Linked DNA regions of Mus musculus: region 2 is linked to region 1. The links are chromatin loops, found by intact Hi-C in ENCODE. Cell type or tissue: heart. All regions are shown on one strand. Links, peaks and the distances in the headings refer to the core of each region. The heading gives the core; the rest is flanking DNA.

Region 1 (9,901 bases), core at 959-8,958:
TAACATAGTAGGTGCTCAACAAACCTTGTTGCATCCCAGATAGATAAACAGATCTGTTCTTCATGGAGAGCAGCTATGCAGCAGTCCCAGCACACCATCAGGGTGTGGGAGAGGAAAGGAGAAGCTGTCCACTGAGTCTAGGGAAGGGCAGGGCTCAGGACGACTTCTGGAAGGAGGAGATGCTGGAGCTGAGAACCCAAGAATAGCTGGAGTCATGCAGATGGGAAGGAACAGGGCCCTGGAAGAAGGGTTGCTCTTGGTACTGACAAAAGCCACACTGGGTGTTACCGGACAGACAGACTGTTCTGGGAGCGGTGGTAGGAGGTAAAGGGGAGAGGCCCCGGGACAGGCAGCCAGACTCATCGTTCTGCAGCTCAGCTCTGGCTCCCCTAACTTCTCCAGCTCTGCAGAAGGGGCCTGTTCTCGTGGAGGTCTCCCTGCAGAGCGTGCCTGAGCCTCCATTCAGCATCTTTCCCCCTCATAGCTCTGCTCTTCCAGGTTCTGTTCTCTGCCTCTCCCAGGACCCCACTCTCACTTCCTGTTGCCTCATCATTGTTCTGCCTTCTGAATTGGTCTTATTTGTCTCCAGTTCATCCCGCACATGTCTGCCAGATTCATCTGACCCAGAGCCCAAACTCTGCTCCTGGAAGGTGGCCTCCCCTGTTCGATAGTTTCCCACAACCCTCGGGTATTGTCTCTGCTCAGCATCCTGGGGTCTTATCCCGTATGTTCAACCTAACTGTTTGGACCACTTAGTCTATGATATCTTTATCCACACAGTCAGCAACGCTAGACTCTGTTCCTCTCCAAACACTCCTGAGTTCTGTTTTAGTTCATGTCTCACAGCTCCAGATCACTGTGGAGTCTCATGTGTGCTTCAAGGCTGGGCTTATACTTGGCTTTTTCTGAAGCATTTACCGATTCCCTCAGATCTTTTTAGTCTAGCTCCTGCCTCAGTCACGGTATGGCTCAACTTCCTGCTGAACTATATATCCTGAGGACCACATACATATGCTATAGCCAGGGGAACCCGGACAGATCTCTGTCATAGCAACCACTACTCTTAGGCCCCTCTAAGAGAGACCTAGATGAAGAACAGGGAAGAAAGCAGAGGTAACTTCAGTAGAAGCTAGGCATGTTTCAGAAGCCCCATGTAGAGAACTGAGTTCACCTGGGCTCAGCCTCAAGGTTTCATTCTCCTCAAATCTTTATTGATCTTGTGTGTGTCCTGGCCAGCTGTGTGTGAGGACAGTAGTGTGTGTCTGAGCCAATACACACAGTGGCATCTGCTGCACAAATAGGACAGAGAGCCTGGTCAGCTCTGCCCTGGACTCCTTCTATAGACAGCATCTTTAGCCACATGCAAATACAGGTGAGCAATATGGGTCCTGTAAGCTGACCAGTCAACGTCATCTCCCTCTTTGGTATTAGAGGGGAGAAGAGGTGCTCAGAGAGGGAGATGGAGTTCTGGGAGCTTCCTGCATCACCTTTGACGTATTCCAAGATAGAATAGGAGCATCACGGAGATGTCCCAGGCCCGGAAACCCCAACAGCAAGAGGATAGATCTCAGAGTGATGTAATTTGTCTGTCAGTAATCCACATGCTTAGTGGGCCATCTCTGCTGTCTAAGCCTGGCCTCCGGGCACTCAGATGTATATCCAGGCTCTGGTCCTCTCCAGAAAACCATCACAGAAGAAATAGATTTCACACAGTAGCCTAGGATTTGATGGGGGGGGGGAAACAAATCAGACAAAACTATGGTGTAGAAGAGATGCACAGACTGGGTTAGTGCGTGTGGACCACTGGGGAGAAGATGGAAGAGTTGGGGACAGGGGACTCGCACAGGATGGAATATCAGAGGGGCTTTTAGGAGATATGTTAATGTAGGAAACTGTAGTCCCAGACAGCCATCTCGCCTCAGTCCTCACTCCTATGGTAGTTGTAGCCACTGTGGTATGTAGACACACAGTCTTAGGGTTTTATTGCTGTGAAGAGGCACCATGACCATGGCAACTCTAATAAAAGAAAACATTTAACTGGGGCTTACACATCAGAGGTTTAGTCCATTATCATTCTGGCAAGGAAGTATATGGCAGCATGCAGGCAGACATAGTGCTGGAAAAGGAGCTGAGATTTCTACATCTGGTTGGGCAGGCAGGAGAGAGAGAGAGAGAGAGAGAGAGAGAGAGAGAGAGAGAGAGAGAGAGAGAGAGAGAGAGAGAGAGAGAGAGAAGGAAACACTGGGTCTGGCTTGAGTATTTGAAATCTCAAAGCCTACCCCAGTGGCCACGCCTACTACAAGGCCACAGCACCTAATAGGTCCACTTTCTATGGATCTATGGAGGCCATTTTCATTGAAACCATCACACAATTAATTAAACACTTCTGCTTAAGGATAAGATTTAGGGTTAGGGCTGCTTCTTACTTCTGCCCCATCCCTACTCCCTTAAGGCAATTTTTATTCTGTCTTGAGGCTTCAGGCCCTGGACTTGGAAGTGGGCTAGTTTTGCTCTCATGATCCATGGCTAGTATCTGGGGCTACCCTGAAGAGCAGAATGGAACACACAGGTAGATTTTACAAGGAACGCAGCTCTCTGGATGGATAGAGGTGTTCACAAGCTGTATACATGCTGGGCCACCAGGGGCATCACACGCAGTTCTGTGATCCCACTGAAGTGGGTCAGGCCTTTAGGCTTCTCCTTCCCAGTGCATTGGGAACTGTAATGTCCGTTCTAAAGAACTGGCTCCTGCTGAATGTGGTGGTGCATGCAGGGACAGGCAGACCTCTGAGTTCAAGGCTAGCCTGGTCTACAGAGGGAATTCCAGGACAGTCAGGGCTACACAGAGACCCTGTCTCAGAAAAAAAATGGCTCTCTTGTACATTTTATATATTAAAATTAAGAAAATTAAAATTTTCTCTTTGGAACTTTGAGTATTTGGATCTCAGTGGGTGGGTGGGCAATAACAAATGAACGATGTTGTGTGAGGAATGTGTCATAGTCAGGGCCTGGGGATGATGCTCTCTAAATGCACTGGTACTCGCTTGGACCCCACGGGCTTGCTACCCTGCTTTCCACTTCTTTTTGCGTATGTGAAGCAAGCTACTTATAAGAAGGAAGGGGTTATTTAAGCTCATGGTCTCTGAGGTGTAAGTCTACTGTCACTAGATGCCATCATTTTGGGCCTGTAGGGAGGCAGAACATGGTGTGTGTGTGTGTGTGTGTGTGTGTGTGTGTGTGTTGGGGAGTATGGTTGTATGGTTGAGCAAAACTATTTAATTCATGGCATCTGGAGAAAGGGGGAGGGAAGGAGAGAGGGAGAAAGAGAGGGGTGGAGATTATGACTGGATATGACTGTTGTCATGCCTTGCAAGGTATAACCCCCATGACCTCACTCCCTTCCGCTGGGTCCCACCTCCTAAGGACTTTTACCACCTCCTGGTCCTGTCCCTCACTGGCAATGAAGTTTTCAACTCATGCCTTCGGGGGACATTTAAGATTCATAAAATTGTAACCACATGGTTGCTAAGGTTATTATGAAGCAGAAAATTTGAATAATGATTGTTTTGTTCTCCAGCCCTTTGAGGCTTACATCCCTGCTGGGAAGGAAGCTGAGCAGATTTTCAGTTTTCTCTCCTCTACCCCGCCTCCTGCAGCCCCCCTCCCCGACTGCAGAATGGAACCCCAAGACTGACTGCACCATACACAATGAATCTTGGGTGCTTTTCCCCATGGGTGTAAGAGAGCCAGGGCTACATCATAGGAGAAGGAGCCACACACCCAGGCAAGATATTCTTCTAGGGAAGGGTACTTTGGAGTTAGGCGTGTCCAACCCATAGAGAGAAAAAGAGCCTGTACACGGCTCTGTACAGGGGTTTCCAAGCTTACTCGTTCCTGGAGTTTTCTTTTCCTACAGGCCGCCAGGGTGCGCCTGGTGCCTCCGGCCTCTGCGGCCGGTTCCTCATGTTGCCACTGGGTGGTGCTGTGTCCCGCGTGTACAATGCTGTTTCAGACCAAGTGGCTAACCTAGTCCTCAGCAAATCTGTGTGTTCTGGAAGCTACCGGGGCCATGGCTACCGGGGCTTACAGCCCAGAGCTGGAGTAGAGATGGTGTTCATGTAAGAGAGCAGCCTTAGAGAGAGGAGCCTTCATTCCATACAAAGTTCTGCAGGGTTTTCTGGGGAGGCCCTTGGTTTCTGACTTGGCTTTGCACCCAGGCTAAACAGAACCCGAGTTCTGGTGTTTTTAGGCGTTAGTTACCCACGTATTGGTGAATTCCAAGCTACCAGTGAGCAGAGATATACAGAGGAGACAGCGTGAGTCTCTCTAGCTAATGTGACCACGGAGATGAGTGGTTAATTCTCGCAACCTCGATTTCCTTTCCTACAAAATGGGCTAAGGCATTACTCGGAAAGTACCCGGAAAGTAAGAGGAAGTAACTTGATCTCACCTACCCCTTAAAATGGCTCTGCTTGTTCTAAAGATCTGGTTTCATGTCAGCTTTCCCAGTGAACTACAAAGTCTGTGAAAGCAGAGACTACACATCCCACGGCCATCTTTGTATTTCTAGTGTCTGGCACAGGGCCTGGCACATAGTATATGCTCAATAAACATGTCAACATCAAACTGAGAGCTATGTGAGCAGATCACGTGGTGGGGATTGCTTATGCATGATAACAGCTGTGCAGAGACCCTTCCCTTGGGTTTACATCTGGGCTCTTGGGCTCCTTCTGTGACTCTGGGTGAGCCATACATCTCTCCTCCTGAGCTTTCTCTGAACCATGGAGGGTTAACTTGTTGATTCTTGCATGGATCCTTCCAGAGATGAGGCATATTTCATCTTTTCAAAATGCTGTGGTCGTGGACTGTCGTATCCTGGGCTGGTTTTCAGAAGGAGTGGTGTGGTTGTGTTCCTTGGGCTACCCAAGTGCTGCTGCCCAGGCTTATGAACTTAAGTTTGTATCACTAGAGGCTGGTGGGGTAGGGGCTGAGACACGGGCATCAAGATCTCCTTGGCTCCTCCCCAACTTGTTCTAAGTCTTTAGAGCAGAATAGAGGACATGCCAAGGTTGCCACACCAAATGTAAAAGTGATGCCTACACATGGGAAAAGGAGTCTCTCTGGCTTTCTCCCGACAGAACATCAAATCCACCATGGTCCTGCCAACCCTAGCTCTGAGGCTGCCTCCCTGTGTGCTTCCAATAGCATAAGCCGTGCCCTCCCCCCAATCTCCTGTGTCCCCTGACACCTCAGCTGCTGCCAGCAACCCCCAGCTTGGCACTGCATGCTGCTGCCCACCAGTGGTGGCTTCCTTGTCTCCTGGCTTCCTTCTAGCTGCTTCTGTCTGCAGGGGGGTAGGGAGGGGTGTGTACGTCTGAAGTGTGGGGCTGGCCTCCCAGTGAGCAGGGGAGAGAGCTGCCTCAGGTTGTCTGATCACTGCAGGGGCTAAGCCCTTACCTCCTTCCACCACCCTAGCCCTCTCACCCCCCCCCCATCTGCTCACAGAGGATGTGGCTTCATTCTCCTTCTCTGGGAGTGGGTCTGGAGTATCATGCAGCTCCAAGTCCCAAGGCTTTCTCCTTCCAAGCAGCCCTTTGGGAAGGGTCTGTGTGAGGCATCTATCACCTTTCCATCTCCGGACACTGTGTCCATTCCAGTGCTTAGCTTGTCTTGCTGAGACCACCCTTCTTGCTGATTGACTGTGCCCACTCCTCTTCTGTTACCTCTGATTCTTTTTGCCAGTTCTTACCTGGGCTACTGCTATGACTTGCTAACAGGGGTCTGATTGCTCCCTTGACACCTTCTGCATTTGAGCATATTCTCTAATGTAAGTCTACTCAGGTCTCCCTCCTTTTCTCTGTCTCTATTCTTTCTCCTTCCTTCCTTCCTTCCTTCCTTCCTTCCTTCCTTCCTTCCTTCCTTCCTTCCTTCCTTCCTTCCTTCCTTCCTTCCTCTCTTCCTTTCTTTCTCCTTCTTTCTTTCCACCTTCCCTTTCTTTCACAAATGTGCCACATACTGTTCCAGACACCTGAAACAGGGCAGGAGATGAGTACAACCAAGACAGACACGGTCTCAAGTATCTGTGGGCCACACATACCTCACTGTCTCCAGGGGTTTCCAGGTAAGCCACATGGGTAAGCTACATATGCCCCAGTGAGACATTTGATGCATGTTGGCATCAGCTCCTGAACCTTCTCACACCTCCTGCCTCCTGCCTGGGAGCTTAGCTCTGGACTTGCTGACCACTTTTCATTCTTTACATTCTCCCAACAGCTTGGAATGCAACCCTTCCCACCCCATCCGTCAGCGTCATGGCCCCTGTGCAAGACATCCCATACTGGTGTCTCACAGGTGTGATGCTCCCTCAGCAAGGATGGAGTCCCAGGGGATCCATGTGCTGTGCAAACCTGAAGAAACTTCTCCTTTGCAGAGCAGAGCTCAGCGTCTCCAAATTTAACATCCCTAAGCACCGAAGGGCCCGAGGGTCATCCCTTCATGTCTTCTGTCCACACTGTAAGCAGGCTTTGGTTTCTCACCATTCTGTTACTGTACAGAAGGGTGACACCCTTATGAGATTCTCACTCTGTTGCACCCCTGGAGCTCACGAAGGGCACAGTCTGTCCTGTCAAAGAAGTGGTGAGTGTCCAGGTCAGCACGTGGGAGGCAGAGGCAGGTGGATCTCTGTGAGTTCAAGGCCAGCCTGATCTACAAATCAACTTCTGGGAGATCCGGGTCTACACAGAGAAACCCTGTCTTGGAAAAAAAGAAAAAAAGTTATGTGATGTCTCTACTACCTACTAGCTCCAGTTGAAAACAAAGAAAGTCATGTTGAAAATTATTATTATTATTATACTCTTAATTTATTTATTCACTTTATATCTCCATTGCCGACCCCCCTCCCAGTCTTACCCTTGCATCCCCCTCCCTCCACTCCCCTCTTCCACATAAGGGAAGAAAGAGAAGGCTCCCCATGGATTCTACCTTGCCCTGGCACATTACATCGAAGCAGGACTGGGCTCATTCTCTCACACTGAGCCCAGGCAATGTAGCCCAGTTAGGGGAAGGGGGTCCAAAGGAAAGGCAATGGAGACAAAGTTGCCTTCTCCAAATCACATGGAGACCATGCTGCCCATCGGCTACCAATGTGTAAGGGGCCTAGGTCCAGCCCCTGCACGCTCTTTGGTTGGTGGTTCAGTCTCTGTGAGCTCCCTCCTGCCCAGGTTAGTTGACTCTGTATGTCTTCATGTGGGGTGACCCCGTTGGCCACCTCAATCCTTCTTTTTTCCCTCCACAAGACTCCCAGAGCTCTGCCTAATGTTTGTGGGTCTTTGCATCTGTTTCCATCATCTGCTGGATCAAGTCTCTCAGAAGACATGTAGGTTTCTGTCTGTAAGCATAGCAGAGTATCATTAATAGTGTCAGGGGGTGGTTTTCTCCCATGGGGTGGGTCTCAAGTTGGGCCAGTCATTGGTTGGTCGTCCCCTTAATCTCTGCTCCATCTTTATTCCCGAACATCTTGTAGGCAGGACAAATTTTAGGTAGAAGGTTTTGTGGGTGGGTTGGTGTTCTTCTCCCTCCACTGGGAGTCACACCTGGCTACAGGAGGTGGCCACATCAGACTCCATAGCCATAGACTGCTGGCAGTCTCAGTTAGGGTCACCCCCATAGACTTTTGGTCCTTCCCTCCTCCCAGGTCTCCTGTTCATCCCAGAGATGTGCCCCCACCACTTTCCCTTCTGTCTTTCAGCCCTCTTGCCCCCTCTTCCCTATCCCCATTTCCCCCCTCACTTTCTTGTCCCACCCAGTTCTCTCCCTCCAACCACCTCCGATGTCCATCTTATTTTCCCTTGTGTGTGAGATTCAAGCACCCTTCCTTGGACCCTCATAGTATTAAATGACAAGAACCAAAGTTGTGAAGAGAGGGCGGATGCAGAAAATTTGTGAATTCCCTGCTGGCTTGGCAGTCCACTCATCTGAGACTCTCAGTGTGAAATCCCAGCTCTGCCCTCACTAATGACTGAGTTCAGGGTGCTGCCTCATTCTTTTCTGGGTTTTACTTCAGCACATAAAATGGTTGTTCTAAAAATCAAACAGGATGCTTTATGCACACAATCTTCAAACAGATGCTTGTGATTGTAGACAAGACACAAATCCAAGTCCTCTCCAGCATCTTGGCCAAGAGAAACAAGATTATGGCTTACAGAAGGTAAAAACCCCTCCACCCACTGCTCCGAGGTCCACTTAGAGCTTCTCTTCCTGCTTGCAAGAAACTAACTTGGCAGCCACCTGCACCCTGGGCTGGTTTGTTTAGCCCTTACCCAACTCAGGAGAGCAGCATAGTTTTTTTTTTTTTTTTTTTTTTTTGTAAAACTCACTTGTAGGATGCCATAATGCATGCATTTTAGTTTTGCTCTAGAATGTTGGAATACCAATTTCTGAAAGTTCTTCAGGATAAGGTACTCCAGTTTGCTTTGAGAAGTAAATGTTTGAGTTCTATGAGGGACTTCTTTCAGTCTTTGCATAAGGAGCCTTGAGTACCGTGATAACTAACATCATCCATTCACCCAGCAAATACCCAAAGCAAGTCTGGAAGCGATGCAGATTTGTCCTTTTTCATTGTGATGCTGAGTCTCCGCTCTCACGCCTTTGTGTGTCTGTGGGACATCTCCAGAGAGGATTGGCAGATGGGACGGCAACTGGGGAAGGAAGGCTCCACCCAATGGGCTGGTGGCCTGGATGGAAGGTCGTGTGTGGACCTGCAAGGCCCTTTTCTGTCTGTGTAGATGGCTGCTTCCTGTAGACATTAGACTTCAGATCTTTCAACCTTTTAGTGTGAACTCAGCAGAGTGACTTTCTAGGAAGCTTTTAGACCTTCAATGCTAGACTGGACTACTGAGGTGTCTGGCTCTCTGAGTTAGGAGTTTCCATGCTTTCTAATTTCCAGTGTGTAAATGCATGACATTATTAAAATGAGCACCCCTAATCATGTCAGCTATCAAAAAGTCCTCTCTCTCTCTCTTTCTCTCTCTCTCTCTCTCTCTCTGGAAGGGTCTTTCTGTGTAGTCCTAGCCGTCCTGGTTGCTACGTAGATCAACCAGGCTGCCCTTGAAGGCACAGAGATCTGTCTGCTTCTATATCCCGTGTATTGGGATTAAAGGCATGTGCCACCACATCAAACTTTAAATTTTATTTTGTATGTGTGTGTGTGTGTTTTGCCTTCATGTATGTCTATATATTCTGTGTGTGCCTGGCCATCAGAGCTCCTAGAACAGGATTCATAACTGGTTATGAGCTACTACGTGGGTGCTGAGATTGAGCAGGGTTCTGTGGAAGAGCAGCAAGTACTCTTATCTGTTGGGCAATCTCTCACCAGCCCTCACTTTTTTTTTTAAAGACAAAATCTTGTCATAGTAGCCTGTAATCCTCCATAGGTATGCCCAGAGGCCAAATAATCCCACCCAGGTGTGTCTTCAGGCATTTCCTAGGTGATGTCAGATCCTGTGAAATTGGCAAGTATCATTACAGTAAGTGATAAGCATATTGTTTTATAAAATGTACTTGATTTTTCCCAGTAACTCTGTCAGCTAACAGTCTCATTTTAATGAGGAAACTGGAGTTCAGAGAGGGTCAATAACCAGATCGAGGTTACTCAGCTGCTCTGTGGTAGATATGAGGTTTGAACGGAGGCAGCCTGGCTTCAGAGTACATGTTCTGATAATAGTCCCTCCTTCTCTTGCCTCTTAACTGCTGAAATGCTAATTACCAATCAGTCTAATTGATTCCTTTAAATAGCCACTGTATCATTAGTTTAGCTGGCTGGAAGGCTCTGTAGCTCAGCTGCTGTTACTTCTGTTCATCTGTCCATCTGTCCATCTGTTCCCCCATCCATACAAGATCAATG
Region 2 (9,901 bases), core at 1,314-9,313, 720 kb after region 1:
CCGAAGAGCAGATGCCCATTGTGAGCCTGCAGGTGCGATCTGGCTTCTCATCTCCCTGCTGCTGCTTCCTATTCTTCCACTGCCTGTCCATCCTGCCTAGACGGGGCTCCCGTGACTTCCAAAGACTTCCATAACTCTGTGGACCTCCCAGATGTTCAGTCTGCTAACCCAAGCCAGTTTTGCAAAGTCTAGATTCTTCAACTGAAAGATCAAGGTCCAGCTGTTGAAATAGCTGCCGGTGGCTTCTTAGTTACCAGAAAGAGTTATCCTGTTTGATGACTTGACTTTAGGGGAAGAAACAGTGTTCATGGTCAACCCAGTTGGCATCCCAAACTGTTACTTTTAGCTGGAGTCCCAGTAGGGAGACTTGAGCCCAAGATCCTCTTGATGTGATGATTGGTCCCACAAACTTCCGAGGCTCTTCATCTACACCTAGCTCTGAGCAGCCTTGCCTGTGAAGATATGCTCTTTACTAGGACATGCTAGGCTAAGTATGCTCTGAGGCCATGAGGGAACAGAAGAGTATAGAACACTCATTCCAAATCACACTGTGATACAACACCTGTTATACAAGAGATAGTGATCATAAACACCTCTCTCTCTGCAACCAGGACACCTGAATAACTCACTGACAAAAATCAGCCCTTCATTTCTTTGATTCATGATCACCATAGTTCCTGGGGTGAGTAACCCTTTCCTCTGCATGTCCTAGATTAAAAGGGCAGTTTCTTAGGCAAACTTTAGTCTAAAATCCCACTACTCATCATTCCATGAGCGAGGAAAAAGGATCTGGGAAAACACTTAATTTGGGGGCTTCCTGCCATCAAATAACTAGACTTCTCTTTATATAGTTGAGTTCACTCACAGAAAACGGCATACAGTTTCTGCTCACTTCAACATGCCTTCCTTGGGCATGCAGGCGCCTGGTTGTGTGCTAGATCTTAAGGATGTAAAAATAGCTAACAGGACTTCTTTACTCAAGCAGTTTATAATCCAGTGAGAAGATCCAAACGCCTTATGTAATCATGTTATATATGCAAGCAGAGTGCTCTGTACAAGGTTCAGACACAGACACACTATCAAGAAGGAAGGTGCCGAGCCTGTAGATGTAGAAGCCTCTGGCAAAGGTCCCAATAGGAGATTCTGCCACATGGCTAGTTATATGCTTCCTGAAGACTGGTGGCCTGAGCAGACAGATCTTCTCTGTCTCTAGAAACCTTACCAGAAACAACACAGGGATCTTTTTCAAAAGGAATACATCTTGGGGGACACAAACAAAGGAAAGGAAATAATATCAAACAAACAAGCAAAGCAGATGGACTCTTGCTAACAGACTCTGCAAAGCTCCGAAGGCTGAGCTTTTAGCTGGCAGCAGAAGCAACTGAACAGTAGAGCCCAGGAAAGCACAAGAGACGTCCAACAACAAGGGTGGAAAATAAAGATGGACATAGGAGAAATGGCTGACAACTGGTTTAAGAGGCAGGAAGCATCCAGTGGCATCTTCTTACTCTCTACATGTCCAAGGCTTTGCTCTTGCGCCATAGCAAAGGACTCCATGGAGTGGACTAGAGGGTTGCTGGGATGGAGACAGGGAACAGGAAAGCCAGAGATGCTTTCCTAACAACAGGACTCCTGGGACTCTCAGGCAGGATTTAAGAGCCTTCTGCATCTGCAGCCAGAGCCTTACTACCTAGGCCATCCCTGCTATCACAACAGGACATGGTCCACAGTGAAGCAGCCTAGCCAGGTCTCCTAACAATGAAGCTATTTATAGTTGACAGCTCCCATTCGCCAGCAAGGAGCTTCTCGGTGCCTGCTTTTCATCTCGAAAGGACAGACCAGAACTTCCAGATGTTTGAGAAAAGGCTCTCTCATACCAAAACCTCCTTAGCCCACAACATCGTTTTAAGAAAAGAAAATTTTTTAAAAAGGTATTTAGAAGACTTTCAAGACAAAGACATTCTCTCTCTCTCTCTCTCTCTCTCTCTCTCTCTCTCTCTCTCTCTCTCTCTCTCTGTGTGTGTGTGTGTGTGTTTGTGTGTGTGTGTGTGTGTGTGTGTGTGTGTACAGATGGGGGAGAGAGAGAATCAATATTTTTTCAAGAGTTTTATTGTTGAAACAAACATAGTGTTCTCTTTTAAAATGAGGGAACATTCAAAAATCAAATATTAAAGCTCTCTCTGAAGTGAAAACTTTGAAAGCATGAACATATACTTGGCAGATAACCTTGAAAAAATTCCTCACAGAACAAAAACATACAAAGACAAAGAATACAAGAAATGAATAATATTAAATTAGAAAAACAGCTTCAAATACTAAGAAATTCCCAAAGGAAGAAGAACAAAGTCAGAATGAGTCCCACTTTCCCAGGTCTCCAGGGAAGGACCACGTGGATTGCCGAGGAGCATGAGGTGGACAGCACCAGTGACGAGCAAAACCTCACTTCAAGGGATATCACTGTAAAAACTTCACACTCCATGAGAAAGAAGCCCCTTCCTGCTTTCAGCAAAGTCACACACAGAGGATCAAGAGGCAACAATGCCCATGGCGGGCCTCAGTGTCTTCTCTTCACTGACCACTGGTCCATTGGCAATGACACCAGAAATTAGAAGTGAGACACTGATTTTAAAATTATGAAGAAAAATAACGCCAATTCAGGAGTCTATATGTGGGCAAACTGTCAATCAAATATCAAGGGAGAATAAGTCCATTTTCAGGCTCTGAAATTTTCAATATTTAATGTCCTTTATATGTTTCTCTAGGGTGTGGTCTCGCAAACAGAGGGAAGAATAATAAGATGAGACAATATGGGATCCAAGAAGAAACGATCCAGCGCAAGCAAGGGGAAAAGAAGATTCTGGGATGGTGATGAAAACTGAGACAGACAGGTGCTTGGCAGGTCTGTAGTGCAAACAGCACAGACTGAAGAAGAAAGAGAGAAGGCATCTAGATCATTCCAAGGTTAAAATGATGGAATTAATGTGTGGTGCATAATACATTGAGAAGAAATTTACATACGTGGAAAATGTGTAGGTAAAAATTGATGCTGAGTGAACAGGAACGTACACAAATGAAGAATTGGGACAATTATTAACTCCAGGGAAAATTAAAAGTTGTACAAGAAAGGAAATGTAATGGTGCTTTTACTACAGGGGCATGCTGTGAATACAGTCATAATTATGTAAACACTGAACACAGATCTCACTAAAAAACGATGATATAAGTCTTCTGGGAGGTTGGGGAAAGGAAAATTGTGGAGGCAGGGGAAGGAGGTGCTAAAGAGAGAGAGAAATCTTCCTCTTTCATAGTGAGAACTTAATAGAGAGTCTCCAAGAGTGGAGAACAAAGAGATTCATGTGGAAGTTATTCTGCAGAATGAAAATGAATGTCCAAAGAATAGCAAAAGTGGGCTGTCCCTGGGAAAGGTTGCAGATATTTTATTTTTTGTAACAAGGTTTGGAACCATTTGGCTTTTAAAAACATGAATAACAAACTAAAACGTAAAGATGCAATTCTGTGGATGGAGAAAAGCAGCAGCTACCTCCAGGACAGAGGAAGCATTGTATATAATTACCCAAAGCTTGGTGCTGAGTGGTGGGTGGAGGAAGCCTTCCTGGAGCCTGGGAGTGTGGCAAGATCTGGAGAGGTGAGCAGCCTCCAGATTTGAGGGCTCTGCAGGGATCATGTCTAGGATGCAGGGAGATACCTCTGAGTGAGCCATGGAAGATGGAAGACTGGCCGGGCCCCTTAAGATGGGCTGGTTGTCAGAAAAAGACTGAGTCCGGTGGTGCAGAATAGTGGCTCATTGGTCAAGCTAAATTCTAAAATGTACTTTCTGTGATCACAGTGGAGAAAAATACTAACCACAAGAAATCAACAAGGCTCCATGGTTCATGAGGCAGTCGCAGCAAAACAACTGTCTTCCTTCTGAAGTATGGCAATGGAAGAGCAAGAGAGAGCTGTGCCCCAGGATCTCTTGCTTCAGTTATTTTCTCTCTGCTCTTTTTGTGAACAAGATAGAGTGATGCATAGCTCAAGGGTTCAATCTTAGCTGATTTCTGGCCCAAGGTAGTGTTTTGAACTATGAATAGGATGGTGGCATTTTAATCAAGCTCCCACAAGTCAGAACCTGAGAAATTTGGCTAATAGTTGGGAATGGAAGGGTGGCCTCCTAAGTGATCTTGCCATGGGGAAAATAAATGGGTTGAACCTAACAATCTGAAATCAATAGAAACTAGAGTTTATTCCTCTAACTGATCCACTATCACTGGCCATCTGCTTAGCTTCCCTTAGATTCTGGGTTGGTCTCTTCTGGACTTCAATGTCAGCCTTCCCTGCTTTTTGTGTGAGATCCTCTCCACCCTCTTCTCCCCCACCTCCATGTGCTTCCACAACACAGACTCAGCTGTCAGCTTTAACTTCTCACTGCAATCACCCTTGTCCCCCAATTCCATCAGGGTTTAACACCCACTCACTGGGTTCCCACTGGCCGCAGTCAATGTGTGTTAAAGTAGTATATAGCAATTTAGAGCTGTTTCTTCCTTTACTGGTCAAGAAATACAATGTAGCAAAATAACTGATGGAGACTGTGTTCAAATGGTCTGATGGAGACAAACTTTCATGTTACAAGGCTGTGTGAAGGTGGAGAAGTTTTTAATTATTCTGTACTTCAGTATCATCTAAAGAGAAGGGTCATAACCTCTCCTAGCTTATAAAAAGGACCACAGGATTAAATGACTCCATATCAATAACCAGAACCATAAATTGCTTTGAGATGATTGTCATTTGGTCAGCAACCACTCTGTGATCCGTCTCTGTATTGTCTTAAAATTATTCTTTATAACGTGGCAAGTATAAGGATACCTGCTTATAGCACTTCAGTTTCTCTACTATACCCAAGGAAAGCCCCGATTCTTCAAACTGCCCACAGTTCCTTATTATGTGCCCGTCCACCTCACCAGCCTACTCCCTTCCCAACACTCCTCAGAGTCCTGGCTCTAGCCCTGCAAAGTGAGCAATGGGTGGCCACTGGCTTCCTCTAGACTTGTAGAATCCTGGCGTTCCGTTCCCTCTGAGGGTTGGTCCTAGGCAGAGCTACATTCATAGCAAATCAACTTGGAAGAGCAAGCAGAACTGAAGTCATGACAAGTTCTTCATGTGAACACTTCATTATGGGTCAGGCCACGTGACCTCCACACTCCCATCAGGGACTTGCTTTGAATGACTTCTTGCAGAGCTAAAAACACCTTCCTAGAGAGGCCTCTTTTTCCTTGGAACTGCTGGGCCCTTTTCTAACACTCTCTCCGGAACCCTCCATCTCTGTTCTTGTTGGAGTGTATAGACCACTTATGACCTTTGAGCTCTGAACCAGCATCCACCAGACCTGGGAACCGTGGCCAAGAATGTCTTCGAGGTCGAGGAGCCTGTAGCTACACATACTGAATCACTTTGTCCTGAAACTAGAAGATGTTCTCAGATTCTCACTCTTAATGATCTGAACGCACCTACCCCAGCATGCACATGCCCATTTGTGCCAACTTAGCGTGAGCATAAACGAACTTAAGTTGCCCTCTGTGACACCCTTTAATCACGACTTTCCTCAAAAATATGAAAAGAAAAAGAAATATTGCTGCATAGGTCCTCCAACTTGGGAGTGTGGGCTTCCAGGAGACAGGGGCCAGTCCTGATGTAGGGACTCAGGGTGCATGTGAGTGGAACGCCAGTGCCATCCAATGGCTATCTCGTGTAACTGCAACAGCTCCACCCTTGACCTGCACCAGTATTTTTCCTGTTGCACAGACCTGCTTTCTTGAAGTCTTTGGGTGCGCTGCCTACCTGTAGTCTCTCCCTCCCTCTCTAACCTGTCTCTTTCAACGTCTTCGGTTAAGCATTTGAAAGCTTGGTGCTGTATGCCGTTTCAATAGTAGTCAAAATGTAGTTATGGCCTGTCTTGAGGGAGTGCCTAAAATTGGTTTTATGGGAGGATATTTTCAACTTTTGATTCTTACTCTTTGATGAGTATATACTGGAGTTTTCCAGAGATTCTGTGAACTATGATAAAGAGGCATTGAAGCAGATGTACATATATGAATCAAGCTGCTTTCTGTTAGCCAAAATACCAGAGACTGACGAAAATGTTTAAATGTCATCCATTAAAATCTTTGAGAGATAATTATTTTACTTACATTAACCAGTACTGGGTCATTATTTCAAATGAGCTGAGAAATATTTTTAAATTTATATGTTTAAAATATAAATATTTTATTTTTTTTACTGTAATGAGGGCTGAGAGAGAAAGCTCTTCAGGATCCTCTATAAGATGTAAGAATGGAGAGTGTGACAGGTCCTGAGACTAGGCAATGTAAGAATAACTGCCTCCTGGCCCCAGAGAATGTCAAAGCGTTCTGCTAGCATCATTTCTGGAGAGGACAGTACATGGGGGACGCCCCTGGTGGCATGGATGGAAGGCAGAGACTTGTGGGTTGGGTTTTCATCCTGCACACTGTCTATCCCTACAAAGGCTGGAAACATGGAAAACTGGGGTAACAGCCTCAGAGATATCTCATTTCCATGCCCCCCTGGGTGTGACCAATACAGGTCACCAAATTAGTCTGAGAGAAATGGGAACTGGGCACAGAGGTATGTATTTTTAATCTAGGCACCCAGGAGGTGCAAAGATCATGAATTTGAGATCACCATAGACTAGAGAAAGAGACCAGCAATAGGTAGATAGATAGATAGATAGATAGATAGATAGATAGATAGATAGATAGATAGATAGATAGATAGATAGATGCATACATACATACATACATACATACATACATACATACATACATACATAATACATAATACATATGGAGCACCTATAGCTAATCTCTCTCTGTTTCTCCTCTGTCCTAATTATAAGAAATCAGATGAATTTCATTTTCATTAAGGAAACTGCCATCTATGGCATAGCTTACACTATGCCCGTTCTTTAAAAAATCATGAGCTAATAGAAGAGTGCTGTGTTTGCTATCTTGAAGAGGAGAATCACCTAAAATTAAAAATCCCTGCCTTTCCAATTGGACGGATGTACCAGAGTCATATATTTTATGTCTCCTTATTTCTTCATTTTTGGATCCTTAGTGATTCAACACTGTGAAATTTTCATTTAAGTACAGGCTGCTGGGTTATATTCCTTCAATTTTTATGTATATAATGTTCTAATTTTATGAAAACTCAAAGCCCATGGGTGCAGTTTTTCCCTACTATTCAAAAATTGTTTGAGAAATAACTGTCAATTTTTTCTTGTAACTTTTTAAAAACATTTCATTATTAATTTATATTTCTATTACAATTTCACTGCAGTCTTACCAACTTTTCACAGGGGCCACAACATTCATTCCTTTAAGTATATCATTTTATTGTTTTGAATTTATTGCTACTTGCATAAGAGTCATTATTATTTCATTGTAGAACTTTTTGCTCAGTCCTAAAAAATATCCTCTTTCTTTCATGCCCTCAGGCCAGAACCCCCAGGCATAGTGACCTCCACTTTCTGTCTCTATAGACTCTCCTGTCTGGGGCATCTTGTATAAATGCAGTCATGTTTCATCTGTGCAAGCAGACTTCAAATCCTCCCAGGAAGAAACACATTATAAAATGTCGTTGGGTGTGCGTGTGCATGTGTGTGTGGGTGTGTGTTTCTGTCTAGTTTCACTCACTTTGCAAAGCATCCTTCAGGCTTATCCTAACTGTAGCAAAGGCCAATCCTTTCCATTACGGTCAAACTATTACAGCAGTATGTGAATTGGTTGTATTTACCAATTCATGGGCCAATGGGTAGTTGCTGTTTTGTGTAATGCCATGAATCTTGGTAAATTGCTTATAGATAAGTTTTTTGTCTAAATATGTGTTTTCCCTTTCTCCTTGATATATAGAGTATCACTAGAATTGCAGTTACATGCTAATTCTGTGTTTAATATTATGAGAAACTTCCTAAGCGTGTTCCCAGGGGCAGCAGCATCACACAATTAACCAAAAAGTTTTCTACATCATAACCTGTGTTATTATTGTTATTATTATTTTGTTGTCCTGGTTCATTGTAAAAAAAACTTTCTATTGTGAACATGTTTTTCTAGTGACCAATAATGCTAAGTGCATTGAGTTGTGAAAGTCAGAGATTATGGACAAATTTCAGTGTTTTGCCTCTTCCCTCAGACTGACTATGTGACCAATTAAAGATTCTCTTAATTGGAAACCAGAAAATCTTTGTTATTTTATAAAAGAAAATCAGGAAAGAGCCCTAACTGATACCTAGGGTACATACTTTAAGTTTTTATTATTTTTTAAACATTTAAAAATTTATTACACAATTATTTCCTTCCTTATACTCTTCATTAAAATTCCAAATAATATTCAAATCTTTTCTTACGGTTGCAATTTTCTGCTTCTTGTCTGTGAACTGAGATGTTGCTTGGCGCCTGGAGGTTTATGGCAGTTTCTGTAGCATCATGAATCACACCTTTGTGTGTAAATAAAATCTTTGTGTTAAATTATTTTTGACTGACACCATTGTTATTCACTTGCCTGTTGGTTGCATCTGTACAAACTATTCTGTCAAATGTTTGCTTAGAATTTTATTCTCTTCATGAAATTCTTAGACAAATGGATGGAACTAGAAAATATCATCCTGAGTGAGGTAACCCTACCACAAAAGAGTTTACATGGTATGCAGTCACTGATAAATGAATATTAGTCCAAAAGCTCAGAATACCCAAGATACAATTCACAGACCACATGAAGCTCAAGAAGAAGGAAAACCAAAGTGTGGGTGCTTTGGTCCTTCTTAGAAAGGGAAACAAAATACTCACGGGATCAAATACAGAGACAAAGTGTGGAGCAGAGACTGAAAGAAAGGCCAACCAGAGACTGCCCTACCTGCGTATCCATCCCATATACAGTCACCAAATGCAGACAATATTTTGGATGCCAAGAAGTGCTTGCGGACAGAAGCCTGATATAGCTGTCTCCTGAGAGGCTCTGCCAGTGCCTGACAAATACATAGGCAGATGCTTGCAGTCATCCATTGCACTGTGGGATCCCCAATGGAGGAGTTAGAGAAAGGACTGAAGGAGCTGAAGGGGTTTGTAACCCCATAGGAAGAACAACAATATCAACCAACCAGACTTCCCAGAGCTCCCAGAGACTAAACCACCAACCAAAGGGTACACATGGAGGGACCCGTGGCTCCAGCTGCCTATGTAGCAGAGAATGACCTTGTCAGGAGTCAATGGGAGGAGAGGCCCTTGGTCCTGTGAAGGCTCAATAACCCATCCTAGGGGAATTCGAGGATGGTGAGGTAGGAGTGGGGGAAGGAAATACCCTCATAGAAGCAGGGGGAGGAGGAATGGGATAGGGGTTGTTGGGGGGGGGCACTGGGAAAGGGGATAACACATGAAATGTAAATAAAGAAAATATCCAGTAAAAAAAAGTAAAAAATAAATGAGAAACAAAAGAATTTTATTCTCACGTTTCTTTCATTCTAATAGATAACATGTATGTTGGCTTTTAAAGATAATGAAATCTGAATCTTTGTCTTTTAATGAGAAACCTGTCTAGGACATTGATTTTGTTATATTTCATAGCATCAGGTTCTGTGACATTCCATATTTTTAATACATTTCATTGTCAATTGTTTTCTAACCCCTGATAATAACACCCTGCATCTGGCTTACAGTTGTACCTTGAGTAAGAAGTCCGGGATGGGCCATTGGTCTCCAGTGACTTCTCAAAGGCACCACTGACACCATTTTCTTTGAAAGGGAATCCCCTCTATTTGATGACACTTTGCTCAGCTGTCCCCATGGTCACCAAGGCTAAGTCATCCAGGACCGGCATCTTCGTTGTCGTCACT

The links. Hi-C counts contacts between places; a loop is a spot of excess contacts. Peaks named below come from ENCODE experiments on the same cell type or tissue, not always from the same donor. Only the 100,000 strongest peaks of a DNase experiment are listed, where the experiment ranks them.
Region 2: it touches region 1 in a loop (12-fold over the local background); 20 of 42 quality-filtered maps call a loop at or near these places.

Annotation. Positions count from the first base shown.
Region 1 is chr1:155,000,795-155,010,695 of GRCm38, reverse strand. It overlaps Gm41977 (a long non-coding RNA gene), which reads left to right. Exons shown (of 3, transcript XR_878618.2): 3 at 1-2,004. Among named protein-coding and RNA genes, the nearest start is that of Gm51650, 6.9 kb to the right of the region's middle. In heart, for the core only: no CTCF peak of the experiment used is centred there; a DNase peak (open chromatin) is centred at 3,975; H3K27ac peaks cover 369 bases; H3K27me3 peaks cover 2,973 bases.
Region 2 is chr1:154,277,447-154,287,347 of GRCm38, reverse strand. No RefSeq gene overlaps it. Among named protein-coding and RNA genes, the nearest start is that of Gm30465, 18 kb to the right of the region's middle. In heart, for the core only: a CTCF peak has its summit at 5,738; no DNase peak of the experiment used is centred there.